Linked DNA regions of Homo sapiens: regions 2 and 3 are each linked to region 1. Evidence: chromatin loops called from intact Hi-C (ENCODE). Cell type or tissue: mammary epithelial cell. All regions are shown on one strand. Region 1 overlaps FIRRE (firre intergenic repeating RNA element). Region 2 overlaps FIRRE (firre intergenic repeating RNA element). Region 3 overlaps FIRRE (firre intergenic repeating RNA element).

Region 1 (8,000 bases):
TTAATTTCAGATTGGATAAGATTTTGGTAATGTTTCTTTACTTCCAAATTTATTGAATAGACAAATGATATGGATGGATAAATGCTTACTATTTTAATACATTAAATGATTTTAAGCCAAAAGACTGATAAACCTATTAAAAATTCTCATTCTTGCCGGGCACAGTGGCTCACACCTGTAATCCCAGCACTTTAGGAGGCCAAGGTGGGCGGATCACTTGAGGTCAGGAGTTTGAGACTAGCCTGGCCAACATGGGGAAACCCCGTCTCTACTAAAAAATACAAAAATAGGCCGGCGTGGTGGCAGGCACCTGTAATCTCACCTACTCAGGGGGCTGAGGCAGGAGAATCACTTGAACCTGGGAGGTTGGAGGTTGCGGTGAGCCAAGATCAGGCCACTATACTCCAGCCTGGGCGACAGAGCCAGAAGTCCATCTCAAAAAAAAAAAAAAAAAAACAAAACTCATTCTCTAATTGTGAGATGTAAAGTGTTATATTTAATACGTAAATTGTGTTTATTGATTGAATAATTCAGTTCTTTATGTCTTTTACAGGAATTTAAAGACTGATTTATGCATAAAACAAGAGAATCAGAAGTATTAAATTTAATCAGTGCTTATTATGGCATGGTCCATTTATATCAGTGTTTTTCTTTTTGAGAGTATTTCCTTATTTTCTGAATCCATGTATAAATAAAAGCTATTTTCTACTAAAAAAAAACCATGGTAACATGGATCAATAAATAATACAGATCAAAGCAGAACTAAACAAAATAGAGATGAAAAACCAACACAAAGGATCAACAAAATGAAAAATTGGTTCTTTGAAAATATAAACAAAACTGCTGGGCGCGATGGCTCACTCCTGTAATCCCAGCACTTCGGGAGGCCAAGACGGGTGAATCACTTGAGGTCAGGAGTTCGAGATCAGCGTGGCCAAAATGGTGAAATCTCATCTCTACTAGAAATAAAAAAAGTAGCCAGGCATGGTGGCGCACGCCTGTAAACTCAGCTACTAGGGAGGCTGAGGCACAAGAATCGCTTGAACCCAGGAGATGGAGGTTGCAGTGAGCCAAGATCACACCACTGCACTCCAGCCTGGGTGACAGTTTTATATTTATATATATATATACACACACACACACACATATGAACCTGATAAACCACTAGCTAGACTAACCAAGAAAAGAACAGACCCAAATAAACAAAATCAGAAATGGCAAAGGAGAGATTACCACTGATACCACAGAAATACAAAAGATCATCAGAGAGTATTATGAACGACTATACACTAACGAACTGGAAAACCTAGAATATGCAGTCTATATATACAAAATGGAATACTCTTCAGCCATTAAAAAAATGAAATGATGTATTTGCAGCAACTTGGATGGAACTGAAGATCATTATGTTAAGTGAAATAAGCCAGGCACAGAAAGGAAAATATAGCTCTCATTCATCTGTAGGAGCTAAAATACTTGTTGGCATGGAGGTGGAGCGTGGAATGATAGATACCAGAGACAGGAAAGGGTGTATTTGCGGGAGGGCAGTGGGGCTGAAGAGAGTTGGTTAATGCGTAGAAACATACAGTTAGAAAAAATAAGTTCTAAACTTTGATAGAAGAGTAAGGTGACTATAATCAACACTTTTCTGTAGTTTTAAAATAGCTGGAAGAAAGGACTTGAAATGTACCCAACACATAGAAATGATAAATACTTTGTTGATAGGTAACTTAAATATCATGAATTGATTATTACACATTGTATGCATGTAACAAAATTTCACATGTACCCTTAAATATATACAAATATAATGTATCAAAAAATTAAAAATAGAAAATTAAGAAAATAAATAATAAATTAAAAAGCTTAAAATATGGAAAGTAAAAAGCTGTTTAATAGTATTGAAAAGTGCTTCTGTTGCAATCTTAAATGAGGTCCACAGCAAGCATACATTACTTTTTTTGTTTTTTTAAGTGTCTGTTATGGAAGGAGAGTATAGAAATGTGTTACTCTCTGTAAGGCAATTTCTGTAATATACAAATTATGCCTAACTACCTCTATTGGCTATGCTTAGAAAAGGATTGTGGCAGACCAATTCTCCCTGACAATCACACAGACAGGCCTGCATGACAGTCACACAGGCAGGCCTGCATAGCACCTCAGTTACACAGACAAATTTCTACAGAGTGGCCTTAACATTGAGCAAATAGTTTAACCGAGGGAAATCGATGCCCAGACATCAAAGCTAGAAATAAAACATATGGTCAAGGCCGGGGGCGGTGGCTCACGCCTATAATCCCAGCGCTTTGGGAGGCCAAGGAGGGCAGATCACCTGAGGCCAGGAGTTCGAAACCAGCCTGACCAATATGGAGAAACTCTAACTCTACTAGAAATACAAAATTAGCCGGGCGTGGTGGCGCATGCCTGTAATCCCAGCTACTCGGGAGGCTGAGGCAGGAGAATCGCTTGAGTCCGGGAGGCGGATGTTGCAGTGAGCGGAGATCGCGCCATTGCACTCCAGCCTGGGCAACAACAGCGAAACTCCGTCTCAAAAAACAAAAGAAAAGAAAGAAACATATGGTCAGTAGGAACCTTGCATGGGCTTCTCTGGAACAAGCCAAAAGAATGGAGACAGTCTTACATTCCTAGTGCCAGGACCCATCTTGGGTCAATGAAATCTGAGACGAGTCAAGGTAACAGAGGCAGCTGCATTGGAGAGTCCAAGGCAGCTCTCCGGACCAAGCTGTAAAGGAGATAAGATAGAAATAATCATTCCGGTACCACAGTAGACAGGCTTTGAAGGTACTGGGGCCCTTTTAATTGGACTTAGCAAGCATTTTTTTTGCCTCTGACATTCTAGTTGAAGCAAATTTAGTTACCAATAGACATAGGCGAATGCTATATTGCAGTAGGCACATAACCCCAACCTATATAAGCACTAAGAAAATTGTAACACTTTGAGTTGGTCTGGTGGAATTATCTCCAGCGTTCTTCCTGTATCCAGTTACAGCAATAAATTCCTGTGTTTCCTAGTTTGCCTGCTTTTCCGTACTAGGCCTCTAGAAAATGCAGCGGGCCGGGCTTCGTTCCTGGAACAGGAGTAACTCCCAAACAAGTATTAGTGTAGGACTGAAAATAAATGCAGACTATCTTGAGAGTCTCAAAGGAAAATAGGGTGGCTAGAGAGGCCTTTCTCTAAGTCTTGAACTTCTAGCATTTTATTCTCTCTCTTAAGCTTGGAGACTTCACACTTATCCTTTCAGGTAGAAAATCTGATACTATGGGAAAGTACTGGATATAGAATGTTGAGCAGAACTGCACAGATTGCATATAATGAAAGCAGAACTCCATAGACAAAGTCAGGTGTCAATTAAATTTCTGAAATAACAATATTCCTGATGAGGGTGAGTGGTTTTAGGTCTCAGTTTGATTCACATGGAAAACAAAAGCGGAAGTTGAGTAGTAAGGCAAGGTTGCCCCCAAACTGGACAAAACATAAGGCAGCCATGTTTGCCGGAGTTTTTTCAGACACGAGGGGCGGGAGAAGAGGGATCTAGACACGGCTTCTTGGCGTTTCTGGAGCACTACTGCCATCGTGAGGATGAAGTTTCATGAAACCCTACGCCATTACACTGTTCTCGAATTCTGGAGAACAGTATTTTTCTCTCTGTTGGGGAAATTCTGATCTGTGGGAAGGAGGAAGAGGCGTGGGGCTCCAAGCTAGGTCTTCTTGCCTTCTCCTCTAAGACCTTAAGATAGACCTGGACATTGGCGGTATCTTGGTGTAGAACCTGGAGAGTGAGGACTTAGAATGAACCAGCCCCTGCCGGGCGGTCCTGGCACAGAAAGTCGTGGGGCGGGGCCTCGGTTCCTCCTCTGGGCAGGACTGCAGGAACCCGCTCAAAGACAAATGCAGGCTCTTGTGGGCATCTGTCTCCTGTTCCTGCCCCTTGGAGCAAAAGTCAGTAGGTTTTCACATGGTATTATCTTACTACGGGTCTTTGGCTCTCTTGTGGCATCAGTATCCGCGCACAATAAACAACGTTCTTCCAGGGGAGGTTTACAGGATTTGCTCTTAGAACCTTCACTCTCCAGGTTCTATACCAAGGTACCGCCAATGTCCAGGTCTCTTTTAAAGCCTCAAACGAGACTAAGCAAGGACTCCCAGCATGGAGGCGAACCCTCTTCCACCTTTTACCAGACCACACCTGCCCCAACAGGTAGTCCTCACTAGAACTCTTTAATGGCGTAGGGTTTCGTTAAACGATATCCTCACGATGGCAGTAGAGCTCCAGATATGCCAATAAACCTCACCTTGGAGGACTCTACTCCCGCTCTTCTTGTGTGAAAAAACGCCACCCATAGACAAAGGCGCCACCAAACATGGGTGCCTTGTATTTTGCCTTCTTTGGGTCCACCTGGTCTTACTGCTGCACTTTTGCTTTTGTTTTGTTTTTGCTTTTGTTTTTGTTTTTCTTTTGAGACGGAGTCTCGCTCTGTCGCCCAGGGTGGAGTGCAGTGGCACGATCTCAGCTCACTGCAACCTCTGCCTCCCGGGTTCAAGCAATCCTCCTGCCTCAGCCTCCCAAGTAACTGTGATTACAGGCACCGCACCCAAGTCGAGCTAATTTTTGTATTTGTAGTAGAGACGAGGTTTCACCATGTTAGCCAGGTTGATCACGAACTCCTGACCTCAGGTGATCCGCCTGCCTCGGCCTCCCAAAGTGCTGTGATTACAGACGTGAGCCACCCCACCTGGCCTTGCTTTTGTCTTCCGTTTGAAATCAAACCAAACTCTAAACCATGCACCCTCGTCAAGAATCTTATTATTTCAGAAATTAAATGTCTTCTTGATCTAGTCTATATGGGTATGATTTACGTTACAGAATTATATGTCCAGTACTTTCCAAGGCATCAAACTGTCTCCTTCAGGGGATAAATTCAATGGATGAGGGCACAAAAAGGAGAAAGTTGCTAGAAGCTTAGAGATTTTCGCTGGCAAACAATTTACAAATCCTGGTGGTCTCTGTTCTGGCTCCCCTCCCAGACAACCAGGGAGTTCTTCATGTTGTAGCTCATGTGTTGCATTGTAGGCAACAATGTGGCATGCATGAATCATAGAGAAGGGACCAGATAGCTGTCATTACTGCATGTCAAATATGTTCCGCATGGCAAGATACTCATAGTACATATGTTCAATTCCTGTCCAGGTTACTCAGTGTTTCATCTCGGGGTCTCATCATCTAACATCAAAACACAGCATGTTCCCATGCCATTACATATTCTTCAGGTATTTCCTGAGACTTTATGGTGTGTGTGTGTGTATGTGTGTGTGTGTGTCTGTCTGCATTTTATAATTTGTCTTTTAGGTATAATGTTTACAGTATTCTCCCACTAATTAATTAAAAAATAATGGCTGCCAAAGATTCGGAAAAATCCACATACTACTAAAGAAGAAAAACACTACCATACAACGTGTCAAGGCAACTAACCTTTTGGATCATTTCTGTGTATATCTTTCAATATATATATACATTCTTGATTTCATGTAAAAAATAAATCTGTATTAAAACTGGATTATAGGCTGGGCACGGTGGCTCACACCTGTAATCCCAGCACTTTGGGAGGCCAAGGTGGGCGGATCACCTGAGGTCAGGAGTTCGTGATCAACCCGGCCAACACAGTGAAACTTCATCTCTACTAAAAATACAAAACTTAGCGGGCACCTGTAATCCCAGCTACTCAGGAGGCTGGGGCAGGACAATCACTTGAACCTGGGAGGCAGAGGGTGCAGTGAGCCAAGATCATGCCACTGCACTCCAGCCTGGGCGACAGAGGGAAACTTTGTCTCAAAAACAAAACAAAACAAAACAAAAAAACTGGATTACATTGTACATTGTGGATTGAATCAGACCAAGTATGTATGTTAACAAAGGTTTGAGGAGCATGAATTAATTTGAATGTCATCAATATTATATGTCAACATTTTAAGCCTTCATTATAAACAAAGGTAAATCTTAAACTATGCCCTCGAAAACATTGCTTTAGAAAAGTAGACACTATTTTTTGTTTGAATTTTTACAGATACATCACAATGTGCATATTGGCTCTCTAGAACACATACATGATTATATATTTGGTTTAAGGTTATCACATTTTAGAAGTAGAGTAAAATATACTTTACTTTGTCATTTACCGTGTGGAAGGGTTTAATCCTCAAGGTTCAATAATTTACTTTTCTCACTAAATCAGACACAGGGAATGGCTGCTTATGAGGACATAGAATGCAATTAAGATTTTGTGAGGACTAAAGGGATTACCTGGTGCAGATGAATGACATGTATCCAACCTAAATGGGAATGATAGGCTCATTGCCCCTCCACACTATCCTCCCTTGCAGAAGAAACCAATCAACCTCCTGTCACTACCACTGGGATTCAGCTAGGTGTGATTTCCTTACCAGGCTTCTATCCACTGCCTAGGCACACAGCCTCTATTAAAGATAGTTAGCAAGGAATGAATAAACAATTCTTTAGCCTAAGGAATTCTAGGTCTGAGACCAGCAACTTTTCTAGCTTTGTTACACTAAGTAGCTAGTCAGGTATAAGCAGAGCAGGTGAGGCTCTCCCCACCCACCAGGAATGTCAGGCGACCATCAGGTGATAGTCAAGCAGTTGTCACACTGCCTCTCTAAAATAATAACTGGGTGCACCCTGCACCAAGAAGCAGTTTCCCAATAGATAAAAACACCTGAAATTGGTAATCAGCAGCTTCCAGTAAGATCTCAGGAATTGGTCAAGTGGGCTTCACATTAAGAGGCAAAATGGTGGAATTTAACTGGTATATGGCCTTCCAGGGATATTGCACGGTAAAGGGAAGAATGCCTCACCTGAGCACGTGTACAGCTTCAGTAAATACACTGCGCATGCAGGCAGCCTGCCGCAATGGAAGAATCAAAAGAAAAGGGACACAAGATGCCGGAAGTAGGCCACCATATAAAATCCTAGGTCCAAGGTCAAACGGAGCACTTGACCAAGATGTCTGCTTGGCCCTCTTCCAAGTGTACTTTACTTTCTTTTCATTTCTGCTCTAAAGCTTTTGAATAAACATCACTCCTGCTCTAAAACTTTCCTTGGTCTCTTCTTCTGCCTTATGCCCCTCAGTCGGATTCTTTCTTCTCAGAAGGCAGGAATCGAGGTTGCTCCAGACCTGTTTGGATTCAACGCTGGTAGCACAGATAACTTCAACCGCTAATATATTTATACAAACACAACCCAAAGAAAGCCAAACACCATTTCATAGTTGACAGTGTTTACTGTATGATTGTTATACCAAATAGGCCAAATATATCATGTTTGGACTTCAGAGGACTTAATATCTAAACTAGTAATTATGTCAGAAAAAAATATAATTTATAATTTAATTTTGGAAGCTTTGTCAAATATCAATGGTTTAAAACACTTGATATTATAAAATCAAATCCCAGGTCACCATGAGTCATTTAATTAGCCAAAACAATAACTCAAAATGTTTTAAAACGGAAAAAACCTTTACTCATTAAGAGGGAGACTTAGCTCTCCAAACAATCTGTCTTTTTTTCTTTCCCTTCTTCTTCCTACAGTTTATTCAAAAGGCAAACAAAAATCTTTCATCATTTCTTAATATCACATGAAAATCTTGTTCAAGAGAGAAAGCCAAATTTCACCATTGTATTAGTGCACTATTGATGTCAAACCCAAATCTTAATGAAACCTTATGGACAAATCTATCCAATTTTAATGTCTGACCATAAGGTAAGATTCTTATAAATCTTTTATAATTCTTTGCCAATTTTTGTTAAAGAGCAAATTAGTGCTGTAAGAAAACTCTGTTGTACTTTTTTTTTTTTTTTTTGAGACGGAGTCTTGCTCTGTCGCCCAGGCTGGAGTGTAATGGTGCTATCTCGGCTCACTGCAACCTCCACTTTCCAGGTTCAAGCAATTCTCCTGCCTCAGCCTCCT
Region 2 (8,000 bases), 74 kb after region 1:
TAGAAGTTTTTAGATAATTGATTTGGAAATATTTCCTCCCATTCTGTAAGTTGGCTTTTCAAGTTCTGAATTGTGTACTTTGATGCAAAAAGTTTTTAATTTCAGGGAAGTCCAATTTATTTTTTCTTTTGTCATTGCTGCTTTTGGTGGTATAGCTAATAAATCATTGCCAAATCTAAAGTTGTGAAGATGTATCCCTATAGTTTCCCTGAAGGTTTTATAGCTTTAGCTCTTATATTTAGAAATTTGATATATTTTGAGTTAATTTTTGCATATAATGTGAGGTAGAGGTCTAAATTCATCCTTTTGCATGTAGATAACCAGTTGTCTAAGTACTATTTGTTAAAGACTCTATTAACTACTCATAAAATGACCTTAATAACTTTGTCACAAATGAATTGACCACAGTGTCTGAGTTTATTTCCAGGCTCTCCATCTTTTCCATTAATCACTGTGTGTATTCTTATTTGATTATCACACTGCTTTGATTACTCCAGCTTTCCTAATAAGTTTTGAAATCCAGAAGTGTGAGTCTTCCACCTTGGTTTTTCTTATTCAGAGTTTACATTGGTTATTCAGATCTCTTGCAATTCAATAGGATCTTTAGGATTTGTGTTCCTTTTTTACAAAAAAAATGCTCATTGGATAACAATAAGGATTACATTAAATCTATAGATCTCTATGGGTAGTATTGCCACGTTAAAAATATTTAGTCTTCAGACCCATTACCACAGGATGTTCTTTATTAAAATTTAGGTTATCTTTAACTTCTCCATTATTTTGTGATTTTCAGTGTACAAGACTTTCATCTATTTAGTTAATTATTGTCCTGAAATTATGATTCATTTTGATGCTATTGTAAATGGAATTGCTTTCTTAATTGAATTTTCAGATTATTCATTGCTAGTGTACACAACTACTACTGATTTTTCCAAGTTAATGTTCTGTCCTGCAGTTGCTTGCTGGATCTTGTTCACTACCTCTAATACTGTTTTTCTGGGTTTTTGAGCTTTTTTTTTTTTTTTTGACTGGAGTCTTGCTCTGTCGCCCAGACTGGAGTACAATGGCACGATTCCGGCTCACTGCAACCTCTGCCTCCTGGGTTCAAACGATTCTCCCACCTCAGCCTCCCGAGTAGCTGGAATTACAGGCACCCGCCATCATGCCCGGGTAATTTTTGTATTTTTGTAGAGACGGGGTTTCACCATGTTGGCCAGGCTGGTCTTGAACTCCTGATCTTAGGTGATTCACATGCCTCAGCCTCCCGAAGTGCTGGGATTACAGGTGCGAGTCACTGCGCCTGGCAGCATTTTTTATAAGATCACTGTATTTGTGAAGAGAAATAATTTCCATTTTTTCTTTTCAACTGGGATATTTTTTATATATCTTCATTGCCTGATGACCCCAGCTAGATTTTAAGTATAATGTTTAAGAGAAGCGGCAAAAGTGGGCATTTTTCTCCTGTTCATGATTTTAGGAGCAAAGTTTTCAGTCTACCTCTTGACTATATTATTAGCTGTAGGTTTTAATAAATGCCCCATATATCGTGCTGAGAAAATGATCTTCTAATTACATATTATAGATTGTTTTGAGTTGCTTTTCTGGAGAGATGGACTACAGAAAGTGTCTACTGCACCATTGTCATTGATGTCACTTTTGCTACCTGTTTTTGAATTTGTAGGAACACTCATCCTTCTTCAAAATGTGCCTGACAAAATAGTCACATATGAAAAAGTAGTTACAGATAGATAGGCAATGAGCACGGCAGGAAAGGGCTCTCCCTGACCCAGTAGGAATGTCACATGATGGTTCGGCAATGATCACATTGCCCCTCTAAAAATGATAATTTGGTAGCCTGGGAGAGACAATCTCCTGATGATCCACATCTGTTAATATTAAAAGTACGAATTGAATGCAGGCCACAGGGAGAAGCAGCTTCTTGGGCATGCGTATTAAGACACAAAATGGCGAAATATGATGTTCCGGGTACATGCCACCAGAAAAAAGAAAAAAGCCTCAGATGGGCATGTGTATAACTCCCTAAACACACTGCACAGTGCTCAATTCCAAAGGGTAAGGAGGGCACTGCGCATGCGGAAAGCTCACCCTAAAGGAAGAATCATGAGCAAGAGGTAAGCCTATAAGGTCCCATGATCAAGGTTAAAAGGTCTTTTTGTTCTCTTGGCCATTCAGGCACCCACTTGGATCTCTTCCAAGGGTTCTTTCTTTCCTTTCTTTCCTGTTCTAAAGCCTGTTAAATAAACTTCCACTCCTGCTCTGAATCTTGCCTCAGTCTCTTTTCCTGCTTTATGCTCCTCAGTGAAGTTCTTTCTTCTGAGGCGCCAGGACTGAAGTTCCTCTGGACCTATATGGATATGCCGCCTGTTACTCGGGGTAACTCGGTTCACTGCCACCGCTAACAAAGTGAGATCATGGGTAATGCTACCTCCCACAGACAAGCACTTTTAAAATGTGGATTAATTTTCAATCCTTTTCACTCCTTTTGTTTCCCATCCCTTTATGTGTAACAACTCCACTAAATAAATAAATAAATAAATAGAATGGCCGGGCACAGTGGCTTACGCCTGTAATCCAGCACATTGGGAGGCCAAAACGGGATGATCACCTGAGGTCAGGAGTTCAAGACCAGCTTGGCCCACATGGTGAAACCCCGTCTCTACTAAAAATACAAAAATTAGCCGAACTTGGTGGAACCCACCTTTAGTCCCAGTTGTTCGGGAGGCTGAGACAAGAGAATCCCTTCAACCTGGGAGACGGAGGATGCAGTGAGCTGAGATCGTGCTGCTGCACTCCAGGCTGGGCGACAGAGCAAGACTCCATCTAAAAAAACAAAACCAAAAAACAACTCTACTAGAAGATGTAAAACTTTAGGTCCTTTCAGTCTTTAGACAACTAGATGCCCTTGAGACTATCAGCAAACATACTGGCTCCTGCTTTATCACACCTGGAACAGGCCTGTCTTTGGTGTTCTCATACTGCTGCAACAAAGGACTGTGATACAGTAACACTGCCTGAAAGCCTGCTAACTCTTGCTCCAAGGGACAGGACAGAACACACACACCCATCCCCCCCACACACAGCATCTAATGTCTCAGGAAATCCCTGAAGAGTATGTAATGCATGGGAACATGCTGTGTTCTGGTGTTAAATGTTGAGACCATGAGATGAAACTGAGTGATCTCGATAGGAACTGAACATAGGGACTATGAGGATCACGCCATGTGGAGCATATAGGCCAGGGAGTTATGACTGCTATCTGGTCCTTACTCTGTGGCTCATGCCAAATTGTTGACTACAAACAACACTTGAGGCTAGAACATGAAGAACTCCTAGTTTTCTGGGAGGGAAACCAGGTCAAAGACCATCAGGATTTGTAAATTGTTTGCCAAAGATCTCTTCCTAGTTTCAAATAATTTTTTCCTTATTGCACTTTTATCCACCAAGTTTATCACCTGAAGGAGACAATTTGATGCCATGGAACTTGCTGGACTGTAACTGTGTGAAGTAAATCCTATCCAGATGGAACTTGCTGGACTGTAACTGTGTGAAGTAAATCCTATCCAGATAGACACAGTGAGGAGTATATTTAATTTCTGAAAGAACAAGATTCCTGAGGAGCATGGGTAGTTCAGGCCTCATTTTGTTTTCAGATGGACAGAAAAATAGCAAAAATTCAACAGTAAGACAAGGTTGCACCAAACAGGACAAATCTCCATGCAGCCAGATTTGGTGGCGCCTTTTTCCTCTGAGTGGCGTTTTTTCAGACATAAAAGGCGGGGGAAGAGTGCGCCAAGATAGGGCTTCCATGAAAAATGTGAATCACTACTGCCACCGTGAGGAAATTGTTTAAAGACAGAATCCGCCATCACACACTCCTTCCCAGGAAGCTATGGGGGAAGGTCTCAATTGGGCCGAGGTGGAAGAGGATTGGGCTCCAGACTAGGTCTTGTTGCCTTCTCCTCTCAGGTCTTAAGAGAGCTCTGGACATTGACGGTATCTTGGTGTAGAAACTGGACAGTAAGGGGCTTGGAGTGAGGCAGCGGCTGCCAGGCGGCCCCGGCACAGGAAGTCGGGAGCGGGGCCTCGGTTCCTCCTGGTTTGGGCAGGACAGCAGGAACCCACTCAAAGTCGAATTCTTGCTCTTGTGGGAATCTGTCTCCTGTTCCTGCCCCTTAGAGCAAGAGCTGGCGGGCTTTCCCATGGTGTCATCTTGCTACAGGTCTTTGGGTCTCTTGCGGCATCAGTATCCGCCCACAATTGACAGGGTTCCTCCAAGGGAAATTTACAGGATTTGCTTTCCTTCACTATCCAGGTTCTATACCAAGACACCGCCAAAGTCCAAATCTCTTTTAAGGCGTTAGACGAGAAGGCAAGGAGGATCAGCATGGATCCCAGGCCTTTTCTACCTCCCCACAGACCAGACCTTCTCCAACAGGTAGCCCTCAGGGGAAGGACGTTGACGTGGCGTAGGGTGTCTTTAAACTATCACCTTACGATGGGACTAGTGCTCTAGATGTGCCAAGATGTGTCTTGGATTCCCTCTTCTCCCGCCCTCCCTGTCTGAAAAAACGCCACCCAGACACAAAGGCACAAGAAAATATGGCTGCCTTGTTTTTTGCCCAGTTTGGAGTCATCTGGTCTTACTGTGTCACTTTTGTTTCCCATCTGAAATCAAACCAAGGCCTAAACCACCCACCCTCATCGGGAATCTTACTCCTTCAGAAACTTAAAATCTTCCTAACCTAGTCTATATGATTATGAATTACCTCAGACTTACAGGTCCAGTAGTCTCCATGGCATCAAACTGCCTCCTCAGGGGATAAATTTGGGGATGAGGGCACAAGGATAAAACTGCTTGAACCTCAGAGGAGATCTTTTCCAGCAAACAAGTTACAGACCTTGGTGGTCTCTGACCTGGCTCCCCTTCCCGACAACCAGGAAGTTCTTCATGTTCTACCGCATGTGTTGCATTGTAGGCAACAATTTGGCAAGAACCATAGAGGAGGAACCAGAAAGCTGTCATTGCTACATGCCATATGTGCTCCACATGGCATGATACTCATACTACATATGTTCAGTTCCTGTCGAGGTTACTCAGAGTTTCATCTCATGGTCTCATCATTTAACATCAAAACACGGCATGATCCCATGACACTACATATTCTTCAGGTATTTCCTGAGACTTTAAGTGGTGTGTCTGTTTGTGTGTGTGTGTGTGTGTGTGTGTGTGTGTGTCTATTTTTAAATAATTTGTATTTTAGATATAAGTCTTACAGTATTCTCCTACTGGTTAATTAAAGAATAATGCTTGACAAAGATTGAGAAAAATCAATGTACTAATAAAGATGAAAAGCACTACGATACAATTTGTCAAGGCAAAAAATAACCATTTGGATTATTTCCATATATATAATATATATATGGAGTATTTCCATATATATAAAATATATATATGGAGTATTTCCATATATATAAAATATATATATGGAGTATTTCCATATATATAAAATATATATATGGAGTATTTCCATATATATAAAATATATATGGAGTATTTCCATATATATATAATATATATATGGAGTATTTCCATATATATATATATAGAAATATATACATATATATATACACATAGAGAAATATATACATATATATATATATATATATATATACACACATACACTTTTTCTCTTTGGGGGGAGCGAAACTTTTTCTGTCACCCAGGCTACAGTGCAACGGCGCAGTCTCGGCTCATTGCAACCTCCAGGTTCAAGCAAATCTCCTGCCTCAGTCTCCTTAGTAGCTGGGATTACAAGCGCAGGCCACCAGACCTGATTAATTGTTCTGCATTTTTAGTAGACATGGGGTTTCGCCATGTTGGCCAGGCTGGTCTCGAACTCCTGACCTCAAGGCATCCAAAATCCTTAGCCTCCCAAAGTCCTGGGATTACAAGTGTGACCCACTGCACCCAGCTATAGATACATTCCTAATTTCATGCAAATAATAAATCTGTATTGAAATTGGGTTACACTTTACATTGTAGTTTGGAGCAGATCACATGTATATTTTAACAAAGCTTTCAGGAGCATGAATTCATTTAAATATCATCAATACTAAGTGTTGTTTTCAACATTTCAAGCCTTCAATGTAAATGAAGGAAAATCTGAAAAATATATGTTCAAAAACATTCCTTTAGAAAAGTAGACAGTATTTATTTATTTATAATTTTTTTTTTTTGAGATGGAGTTTCGCTCTTGTTGCCCAGGCTGGAGTGCAATGGCTTGATCTCGGCTCACCGCAACTTCTGCCTCCCAGGTTCAAGCGATTCTCCTGCCTCAGCCTCCCAAGTAGCTGGGATTACAGGCATGCGCCACCAGGCCCGGCTAAATTTGTATTTTTATTAGAGATGGGGTTTCTCCATGTTGGTCAGGCTGGTCTCAAACTCCTGACCTCAGGTGATCTGCCCACCCTGGCCTCCCTAAGTGCTGGGATTAGAGGCGTGAGCCACTGCACCTGGCCAATTTTTTGTTTAAATTATAACAGATGCATCACAATGTGCATTTTGGCTCTCTAGAATACATATTTGACTACATGTTTGGTTTAAGGTTCTGACATGTTAGAAGTAGAGTAACATACACTTTACTTTGTCATTTATCTTACCGTGTGGTAAGTTTAATCCTCAAGGTTCTATAATTTTTCTTTTCTCCCTAAATCAGAGGCAGGGAATGGCTGTTTATGAGGCCACAGAGAATGCAATTAAGATCTTGTGATGGGCCAGGCACGGTGGCTCATGCCTGTAATCCCAGCGCTTTGCGAGGCCAAGGCAGGTGGATCACAAGGACAGGAGTTCGAGACCAGCCTGGCCAATATGGTGAAAACCCCGTCTCTACTGAAAATACAAAAATTAGCTGTGTGTGGTGGCGCATGCCTGTAATCCCAGCTACTTGGGAGGCAGAGGCAGGAGAGTTGGTTGAACCCGGGAGGCGGAGGTTGCAGTGAGCTGAGATCATGCCAGTGCACTCCAGCCTGGGTGACAGAAGGTGACTCCGCCTCAAAAAAAAAAATGTGAAGGATAAAGGGACTATCTGGTGTAGATGAATGACATGTACCCAACCTAAATGGGAATGATAGGCTCATTGCCCCTCCACACTACCTTTCATTGCAGAATAAACCAATCAACCTCCTTGTCACTACCACTGGAACTTGGCTAGGTGTGATTTCCTTTCCAGGCTTCCATCCACTGCCCAGGCACATAGCCTCTTTATTAAAGATAGTTAGCAAGGGGTGAATAAAAGACCACTTAGCCTAAAGAATTCTAGGATTGGCACCACCAGCCTTTCTACCTTCAGATATGAGGTACTGTTCCATAGGTAGGTCTGTATTCTTCCATGAAAATGGTCGAGTCAAACTATTCCTCCATAGGAGGCAGTTTAGCAGATGTCTAAGTCTATTTTAGGTGAAATACTCTGGGGAGGTAAGATATCCTTTTTGTCCTTTCCAGGAACAAGGATCATGGAGAAATGCTTCCCCTAGCGTCTCCAAGGCATTCATGCATGCCAATAGTATCTATGTCTGCAGATCATCATTCAACTCAACAAAACCAGCTAGAGAGAGAGCTAGACACAGTCAAAGATGTCAAAAAAGCCAGGCTACCCTAGAATGCCTTACCCTGGAATGCCTGCCTGAATCCTCAGAGGCCAGGAGAGGTCATACCTGAACAAGCTCTTGAAGCACTGTAATGTCACAGTGCAGAACCAGACTAACATTAATTCCTTTCATTAAGAATTCAGATACTGAAATAATAAATTCTGAGGAAGAATGTCATGAGGAATAAGTCACCCATACAATTTTAGCCACTCTTATTGATTCCTCAATTATGAGTCATAGAGTTTCTGGAGGTCTCCACACCAAAGGTTGTATGTCTTCATCAGGAAATAGCTTTGAAGCTGATACAGAAAATACTAGCTAGGATGAGGTAA
Region 3 (8,000 bases), 60 kb after region 1:
TCATTGCCTGACGCCCTGGGCTAAAATTTTAAGTATAATGTTCAATACAAGTGGCAAAAGTAGGTGTTCTTCTCCTGTTCCTGATTTTAGAAGCAAAGCTTTCAGTCGTTCCCTCTTGACTATATTATTAGCTGTAGGTTTTTAATTAATGCCCCATATATCGTGCTGAGAAAATGATCTTCTAATTATACATTATTAACTGTTTTGAGTTGCTTTTCTGGAGAGATGGACTACAGAAAGTGTCTACTGCACCATTGTCATTGATGTCACTTTTGCCATCTGTTTTTGAATTTACTGAAACACTCATGCTTCTTCAAAATGTGCCTGACACAATAGTCATACATGAAAAAGTAAAGTTGTTACAGTTAGTTACATAGGCAATAAGCAGGGCAGGAAAGGACTCTCCCCCACCCAATAGAAATGTCACATGATGGTTCAGCAATGATCACATTGTCTCCCTAAAAATGATAATTTGGTAGCAAGGGAGAGGCAATCTCCTGATGGCCCACACCTGATAATATTAAAAGTGTGAACTGAATGCAGGCCCCAGGGAGAAGCAGCTTCTTGGGCATGCGTATTAAGACACAAAATGGCGAAATATGATGTTCCGGGTACATGCCACCAGAAAAAGGAAAAAAGCCTCAGATGGGCATGTGTATAACTCCCTAAACACACTGCACAGTGCTCAATTCCAAAGGGTAAGGAGGGCACTGCGCATGCGGAAAGCTCACCCTAAAGGAAGAATCATGAGCAAGAGGTAAGCCTATAAGGTCCCATGATCAAGGTTAAAAGGTCTTTTTGTTCTCTTGGCCACTCAGGCACCCACTTGGATCTCTTCCAAGGGTTCTTTCTTTCCTTTCTTTCCTGTTCTAAAGCCTGTTAAATAAACTTCCACTCCTGCTCTGAATCTTGCCTCAGTCTCTTTTTCTGCTTTATGACCCTCAGTCGAGTTATTTCTTTGGAGGAGGCAAGGACTGAAGTTGCTGTCGACCTATATAGATATGCCGCCTGTTACTCGGGGTAACTCGGTTCACTGCCACCGCTAACAAAGTGAGATCATGGGTAATGCTACCTCCCACAGACAAGCACTTTTAAAATGTGGATTAATTTTCAATCCTTTTCACTCCTTTTGTTTCCCATCCCTTTATGTGTAACAACTCCACTAAGAAAGTAAATAAACAAAAAATAAAAAGGAACGGCCGGGCACAGTTGCTTAAGCCTGTAATCCAGCACACTGGGGGGCCGAGACGGGCTGATCACATGAAGTCAGGAGTTCGAGACCACCCTGACCCACATGGTGAAACCCCGTCTCTACTAAAAATACAAAAATTAGCCAAACGTGGTGGAGCCCATCTGTAGTCTCAGCTGTTCGGGGGGCTGAGACAAGAGAATCCCATCAACCTGGGAGACGGAGGATGCAGTGAGCTGAGATCGTGCTGCTGCACTCCAGGCTGGGCGACAGAGCAAGACTCCATCTAAAAAAACAAAACCAAAAAACAACTCTACTAGAAAATGTAAAACTTTAGGTCCTTTCAGTCTTTAGACAACTAGATGCCCTTGAGACTATCAGCAAACATACTGGCTCCTGCTTTATCACACCTGGAACAGGCCTGTCTTTGGTGTTCTCATACTGCTGCAACAAAGGACTGTGATACAGTAACACTGCCTGAAAGCTTACTAACTCTTGCTCCAAGGGACAGAACAGAACACACACACCCATCCCCCCCACACACAGCATCTAATGTCTCAGGAAATCCCTGAAGAATATGTAATGCATGGGAACATGCTGTGTTCTGGTGTTAAATGTTGAGACCATGAGATGAAACTGAGTGATCTCGATAGGGACTGAACATAGGGACTATGAGGATCACGCCATGTGGAGCATATAGGCCAAGGAGTAATGACCAGATGGTCCTTACTCTATGACTTAAACCAAATTTTTGCCTACAATGCAACACATGAGGCTAGAACATGAACTCTCTGGTTGTCCGAGAGGGGAACCAGGTCAAAGACCACCAGGATTTGTAAACTGTTTGCCAAAGATCTTCCCCAAGTTTCAAATAAATTTTTCCTAATTGTACCTTCATCCACCCAGTTTATCACCTGAAGGAGACAATTTGATGCCATGGAACTTGCTGGACCTGTAACAGTGTGAAGTAAATCATACCCAGATAGTCTCAGTGAGGAGTATATTTAATTTCTGAAAGAACAAGATTCGTGAGGAGCATGGGTGGTTTAGGCCTCATTTTGTTTTCAGATGGAAAGAAAATAGCAAAAATTCAACAGTAAGACAAGGTCGTACCAAACTGGACAAATCTCCTGGTGGCCATGATCCGTGGGGCCTTTGTCTCTGGGTAGCATTTTTTCAGACAGAAAAGGCGGGAGAAGAAAGCTCCTAGACAGAGCTTCCAAGAAAATATGAAGCACTACTGCCACCGTGAGGAAATAGTTTGAAGACAGAATCCGCCATTACAGTATTCTTCCCTGGAAGCCTCGCTGTGGGGGAAGGTCTAATCTATGCTGAGGTGGAAGAGGATTGGGCTCCAGGCTAGGTCTTGTTGCCTTCTCCTCTAAGGTCTTAAGAGAGGCCTGGACATTGGCGGTATCTTGGTGTAGAACCTGGAGAGTGAGGGGCTTGGAGTGAAGCAGCAGCTGCCAGGCAGTCCTGGCACAGGAATTTCCGGGGCAGGGCCTCTATTTCCCCAGTTGTTTGCTGGACAACAGGAACCCACTCAAACACACATGCAGGCTCTTGTGGGCATCTGTCTCCTGTTCCTGCCCCTTGGAGCAAGAGTTGGCAGGCTTTCATGTGCTTGCATCTTGCTACAGGTCTTTGGGTCTCTGGTAGCATCAGTACCGTGTACAAGGAACAGGATTTTACCAAGCGACATTCACAGTATTTACTTTCCTTCACTCTCCAGGTTCTATACCAAGACACTACCAATGTCCAGGTCTTTTTTTTTTTTTGACGGAGTCTCACTGTGTTGCCTAGGCTGGAGTGCAATGGCGAGATCTCGGCTCACTGCAACCTCCCCCTCCCGGGTTCAAGCGATTCTCAGCTTCCTGAGTAGCTGGGATTACAGGCGCCTGCCACCACATCCGACTAATTTTTGTATTTTTAGTAGAGATGGGGTTTTACCATGCTGGCCAGGCTGGTCCTAAACTCCCGACCTCAGACGATCCGCCCGCCTCAGCCTCCCAAAGTGTGGTCTTTGAGGATAGGGCAAGGATGAGCAGCATGGAGCTCAAGCCTCTTCCCCCTCCCCACAGGCCAGACCTTCTCCAACAGGTGGAAGGACTGTCTTCAGGGGAAGGACATTGACATGGCTTAGGCATAGGGCGTAGGGCGTTGCTTAACTATGTCCTAACGGTGGCAGTAGTGCTCTAGATGTGCTAACAGGTGTCGTGGAGCCTTCTTCTCCCGCCCTTCTTGTCTGAAAAAACGCCACCCAAAGACAAAGGCACAAGGAAACATGGCTGCCTTGCTTTTTGCCCAGTTTGGAGTCATCTGGTCTTACTGTGGCAATTTTGCTTTTGTTTTCCATCTGAAATCAAACCAAGGCCGAAACCACCCACCCTCATCAGAAATCTTATTTGTTCAGACATTTAAAATCCTCCTAACCTAGTCTATATGATTACGATTTACCTCAGATTTATAGGTCCAGTACTTTCCATGGCATCAAACTGTCTCCCTCGGGGGATAAATTTGGGGATGAAAGCACAGCGATAAAATTGCTTGAGGCTCCGAGACCACCAGGATTTACAAATCCTGGTGGTCTCTATTCTGGCTCCCCTTCCAGACAACCAGGGAGTTCTTCATGTTTTAGCTCATGTGTTGCATTGCAGACAACAATTTGGCATGAACCATAGAGGAGGGACCAGATAGCTGTCATTACTGCATGCCATATGCGCTCCACATGGCATGATACTCATACTACATATCTTCAGTTCCTATCAAGGTTATTCACAGTTTCATCTCATGGTCTCGTCATTTAACATCAAAACTCGGCATGTTCCCATGACACTACATAGTCTTCAAGTATTTCCTGAGACTTTATGGGGTGTGTCTGTTTGTGTGTGTGTGTGTGTGCATGTGTATTTTATAATTTGTCTTTTAGATATAAGTCTTACAGTATTCTCCCACTAGTTAATTAAAGAATAATGCTTGACAAAGATTGAGAAAAATCAATGTACTAATAAAGATGGAAAGCACTACAATACAATTTGTCTAGGCAATAAATAAATAAATTTGGATTATTTCCATGCACTCCCAGGCTTATTAGGAAGAGGAAATTCCCGCCTAATAAAAGAATATATTTCCATGCATATATTCCCGCCTAATAAATTTTGGTCAGACTGGTTGATCTCAAAAACCCTGTCTCCTGATAAGATGTTATCAATGACAATGGTGCCTGAAACTTCATTAGCAATTTTAATTTCCCCTCGGTCCTGTGATCTCTCCCTGCCTCCACTTGCCTTGTGATATTCTACTACCTTGTAAAGTACTTGATGTCTGTGACCCACACCTATTCGCACACTCCCTCCCCTTTTGAAAATCCCTAATAAAAACTTGCTGGTTTTTGCAGCCTGTGGGGCATCTCAGAACCTACCGACATGTGATGTCTTCCCCAGAAGCCCAGCTTTAAAATTTCTCTCTTTTGTACTCTGTCCCTTTATTTCTCAAGCTGGCCGACGCTTAAGGAAAATAGAAAAGAACCTACGTGAATATCGGGGCTGGTTCCCCGATATATACACATCATTTTTTTTCTTTTTTGAGACTAAAACTCTCTCTGTCTCCCAGCAGGAGTGAAATGGCGAGATCTCGGCTCATTGCAACCTCCAGTTCAAGCGATTCTCCTGCCTCAGCCTCCTGAATAGCTGGGATTACAAGTGCATGCCACTAGGCCTGGTTACTTGGTTTTTTTTGTTTGTTGGTTTTGTTTTTTTTTTTTTTTGAGACGGAGTCTCGCTCTGTCACCCAAGCTGGAGTGCAGTGATGTGATCTCTGCTCAGTGCAACCTCCGTCTCCCAGGTTCAAGTGATTCTCCTCCCTCAGCCTTCTGAGTAGCTGGGACTAAAAGCATATGCCACCTGCCCGGCTAATTTTTGTGTTTTTAGTAGAGACAGAGTTTCACCATGTTAGCCAGAATGGTCTCCATCTCCCAACCTCGTGATCTGCCCGCCTAGGCCTCCCAAAGTGCTGGGATTACAGGCGTGAGCCACCTGGACCATCCCCAATTGTTTTGTATTTTTAGTAGACACAGGATTTCACCATGTTGGCCAGGCTGTTCTCCAACTCCTCACCGCAAGTGATCCAATCACCCTGGCCTCCCAAAGTGCTGGGATTACAGGTGTGAGCCACCACGCCCGGCTATATATACATTCCTAATTTCATGCAAATAACAAATCTGTATTGAAATTGGGTCACACTCTACACTGTGGTTTGGAGCAGATCAAGTGTGTATTTTAACAAAGCTTTCAGGAGGATGAATTCATTTGAATATCATAAATGGTAAATGTTTTCAACATTGCAAGCCTTCAGTGTAAATGAAGGTAACTCTGAAAAATATATGCTCAGAAACATTCCTTTAGAAATGTAGACACCATTCATTTTTTGTTTAAATTTTTACAGATGCATCACAACGTGCGTATTGGCTCTCTAGAATACATACATGACTATATGTTTGGTTTAAGGTTATGACATGTTAGAAGTAGAGTAAAATGCACTGGGCGCGGTGGCTCATGCCTGTAATCCCAGCACTTTGAGAGGCCGAGGCGGGCGGATCATGAGGTCAGGAGATCGAGACCTTCCTGGCTAACACGGTGAAACCTCGTCTCTACTAAAAATACAAAAAATTAGCCAGACGTGGTGGCTGGCGTCTGTAGTCCCAGCTACTCAGGAGGCTGAGGCAGGAGAATGGTGTGAACCCAGGAAGCAGGGCTTGCAGTGAGCCGAGATTGCGCCACTGCACTCCAGCCTGGGTGAAAGAGCGAGACTCCACCTCAAAAAAAAAAAAAAAAAAAAGAGTAGAGTAAAATACACTTTACTTTGTTATTTATTATTTATCTTATGGTGTGGTAGGTTTAATCCACAAGGTTCAACAATTTGCTATTCTCCCTAAATCAGAGGCAAGGAATGGCTGTTTACGAGGATACAGAGAATGCAATTAAGATTTTATGATGGCTAAAGGGACTACCTGGTGCAAATGAATGACATGTATCCAACCTAAATGGGAATGATAGGCTCATTGCCCCTCCACACTATCTTCCATTGCAGAATAAACCAATCAACCTCCTTGTCACTACCACTGGTACTTGGCTAGGTGTGATTTCCTTGCCAGGCTTCTATCCACTGCCCAGGCACACAGCCTCTATTAAAGATAGTTAGCAAGGGGTGAATAAAAGATCACTTAGCCTAAAGAATTCTAGGTTTGGGGACACCAGCATTTCTACCTTCAGATATGAGACACTGTCCCATAGGTAGGTCTGTATTCTTCCATGAAAATGGTCAGGTCAAACTATTCCTCCATAGGAGGTAGTTTAGCAGATGTCTAAGTCTACTTTAGGTGAAATACTCTGGGGAGGTAAGATATCAAGGGTCATGGAGAAATGCTTCCCAGAGAGTCTCCAAGACACTTGTGCATGCCAATAGCATTTATGTATGCAGATCATCATTCAACTAGACAAAGTCAAAGATGTCAAAAAAGCTAGGTTACCCTAGAATGCCTTACCCTGGAATGCCTGCCTGAATCCTCAGAGGCCAGGAGAGGTCATACCTGAACAAGCTCTTGAAGCACTGTAATGTCACAGTGCAGAACCAGACTAACATTAATTCCTTTCATTAAGAATTCAGATACTAAAATAATAAATTCTGAGGAAGAATGTCATGAGGATCAAGTCACCCATACACTTTTAGTCACCATTTTGATTCTCAATTATGAGTCATAAAGTATCTAGAGGTCTCCACACCAAAGGTTGGATATCTTCATTAGGAAATAGATTTGAAGCTGCTACAGAAAATACTAGCTAGGATGCAGTAGATAATGATTTGCTCAGGCCTAAACAATGCCATACTTACCAAGGACATCGAACAGAAAAGAGCCACCTATCTGCCCTCCTTGAGAGAACTGAGATGACATCGGCGTCCTATTATGACAAAAGACTTTCTCCTGAACCTATAACGTCACAGAAGCTGCTGGCTTGTGCGCTCAGATAATTGCTTAGGCCTTCCATTGCATTTTTGGCCTTCATCCTCTTTAGCATATCAGCTCTCCTAAAAGATGATCTGGCCCACATAGGCATCTCAGTGTATCCTTACTGCTCTACAGAGGTCCTTCTAGCTATAGGCAATGGTGGTTAGAATTTTAGTGTATTGAGGACCATGTGAGTGACGCTGACTTCAGATAGATGGTTCCTGGAATTGGCCTGTCATTGCCAGCCAACACTGCTGCTATAAATGTCACAGCCCCACAACACAAGGACAACCAGGTTGCCTAAAGCTCCCAAGGGCATATTCATAACATAAATGCCCCAAGGGTCTGTACTTGGCTGTATCATTTTCTAGCCTTGTCCCCACTATGAGAAAACAGGCCCTGTCCTCTACTTCCTGTGCCAAAACTTCCTGGAAGCAGCTGGCTCAGTCCTGCTCCCTCACTCAGCAGATACTTCACGGAGACTTTGCATTTGTTCATTGCTTCTGCCAGGCCTCAGAGAAAAGGATAGGAAGATCAACTTGTGTCTCGGGTCTGTTCAGCCTTCACTGGCTTTTCCTTCAATTGCTAGGGCTCACATGGAGGAAACGCTCACGGCTTTGGATGCTACGAAACTGTTTCCGCACGATGGCAGTATTGTACGGGAGAAGCCAACTGACTTTGCTCTAGGCGCTATTCTCCCGCCCATCACATTTCAAAAAAAGGCCAAGAAGAGACAAAGACACCAGAAACTAGAACTACTTAGCAGTTTGCTCAATTTGTGTAAACTTATTCCACTCTTAGCATTTT

The links. A loop is a pair of places that touch in the nucleus more often than their neighbours do. Peaks named below come from ENCODE experiments on the same cell type or tissue, not always from the same donor. Only the 100,000 strongest peaks of a DNase experiment are listed, where the experiment ranks them.
Region 2: it touches region 1 in a loop (15-fold over the local background); 6 of 110 quality-filtered maps call a loop at or near these places.
Region 3: it touches region 1 in a loop (10-fold over the local background); 8 of 110 quality-filtered maps call a loop at or near these places.

The regions. Positions count from the first base shown.
Region 1 is chrX:131,700,776-131,708,775 of GRCh38, forward strand. The region is part of intron 9 of FIRRE (firre intergenic repeating RNA element); the gene reads right to left. Among named protein-coding and RNA genes, the nearest start is that of FIRRE, 130 kb to the right of the region's middle. RefSeq lists an enhancer at 3,434-3,673. In mammary epithelial cell, CTCF peaks have their summits at 3,605 and 4,271; DNase peaks (open chromatin) are centred at 3,526 and 4,286; H3K4me3 peaks cover 1,125 bases; H3K27ac peaks cover 493 bases.
Region 2 is chrX:131,774,904-131,782,903 of GRCh38, forward strand. The region is part of intron 4 of FIRRE (firre intergenic repeating RNA element); the gene reads right to left. Among named protein-coding and RNA genes, the nearest start is that of FIRRE, 52 kb to the right of the region's middle. RefSeq lists an enhancer at 3,826-4,165. In mammary epithelial cell, a CTCF peak has its summit at 3,862; a DNase peak (open chromatin) is centred at 3,818; H3K4me3 peaks cover 683 bases; H3K27ac peaks cover 846 bases.
Region 3 is chrX:131,760,503-131,768,502 of GRCh38, forward strand. The region is part of intron 5 of FIRRE (firre intergenic repeating RNA element); the gene reads right to left. Among named protein-coding and RNA genes, the nearest start is that of FIRRE, 66 kb to the right of the region's middle. RefSeq lists enhancers at 2,494-2,773, 3,826-3,875, 7,739-8,000. In mammary epithelial cell, CTCF peaks have their summits at 2,452, 3,373 and 7,842; DNase peaks (open chromatin) are centred at 2,419, 3,429 and 7,869; H3K4me3 peaks cover 1,144 bases.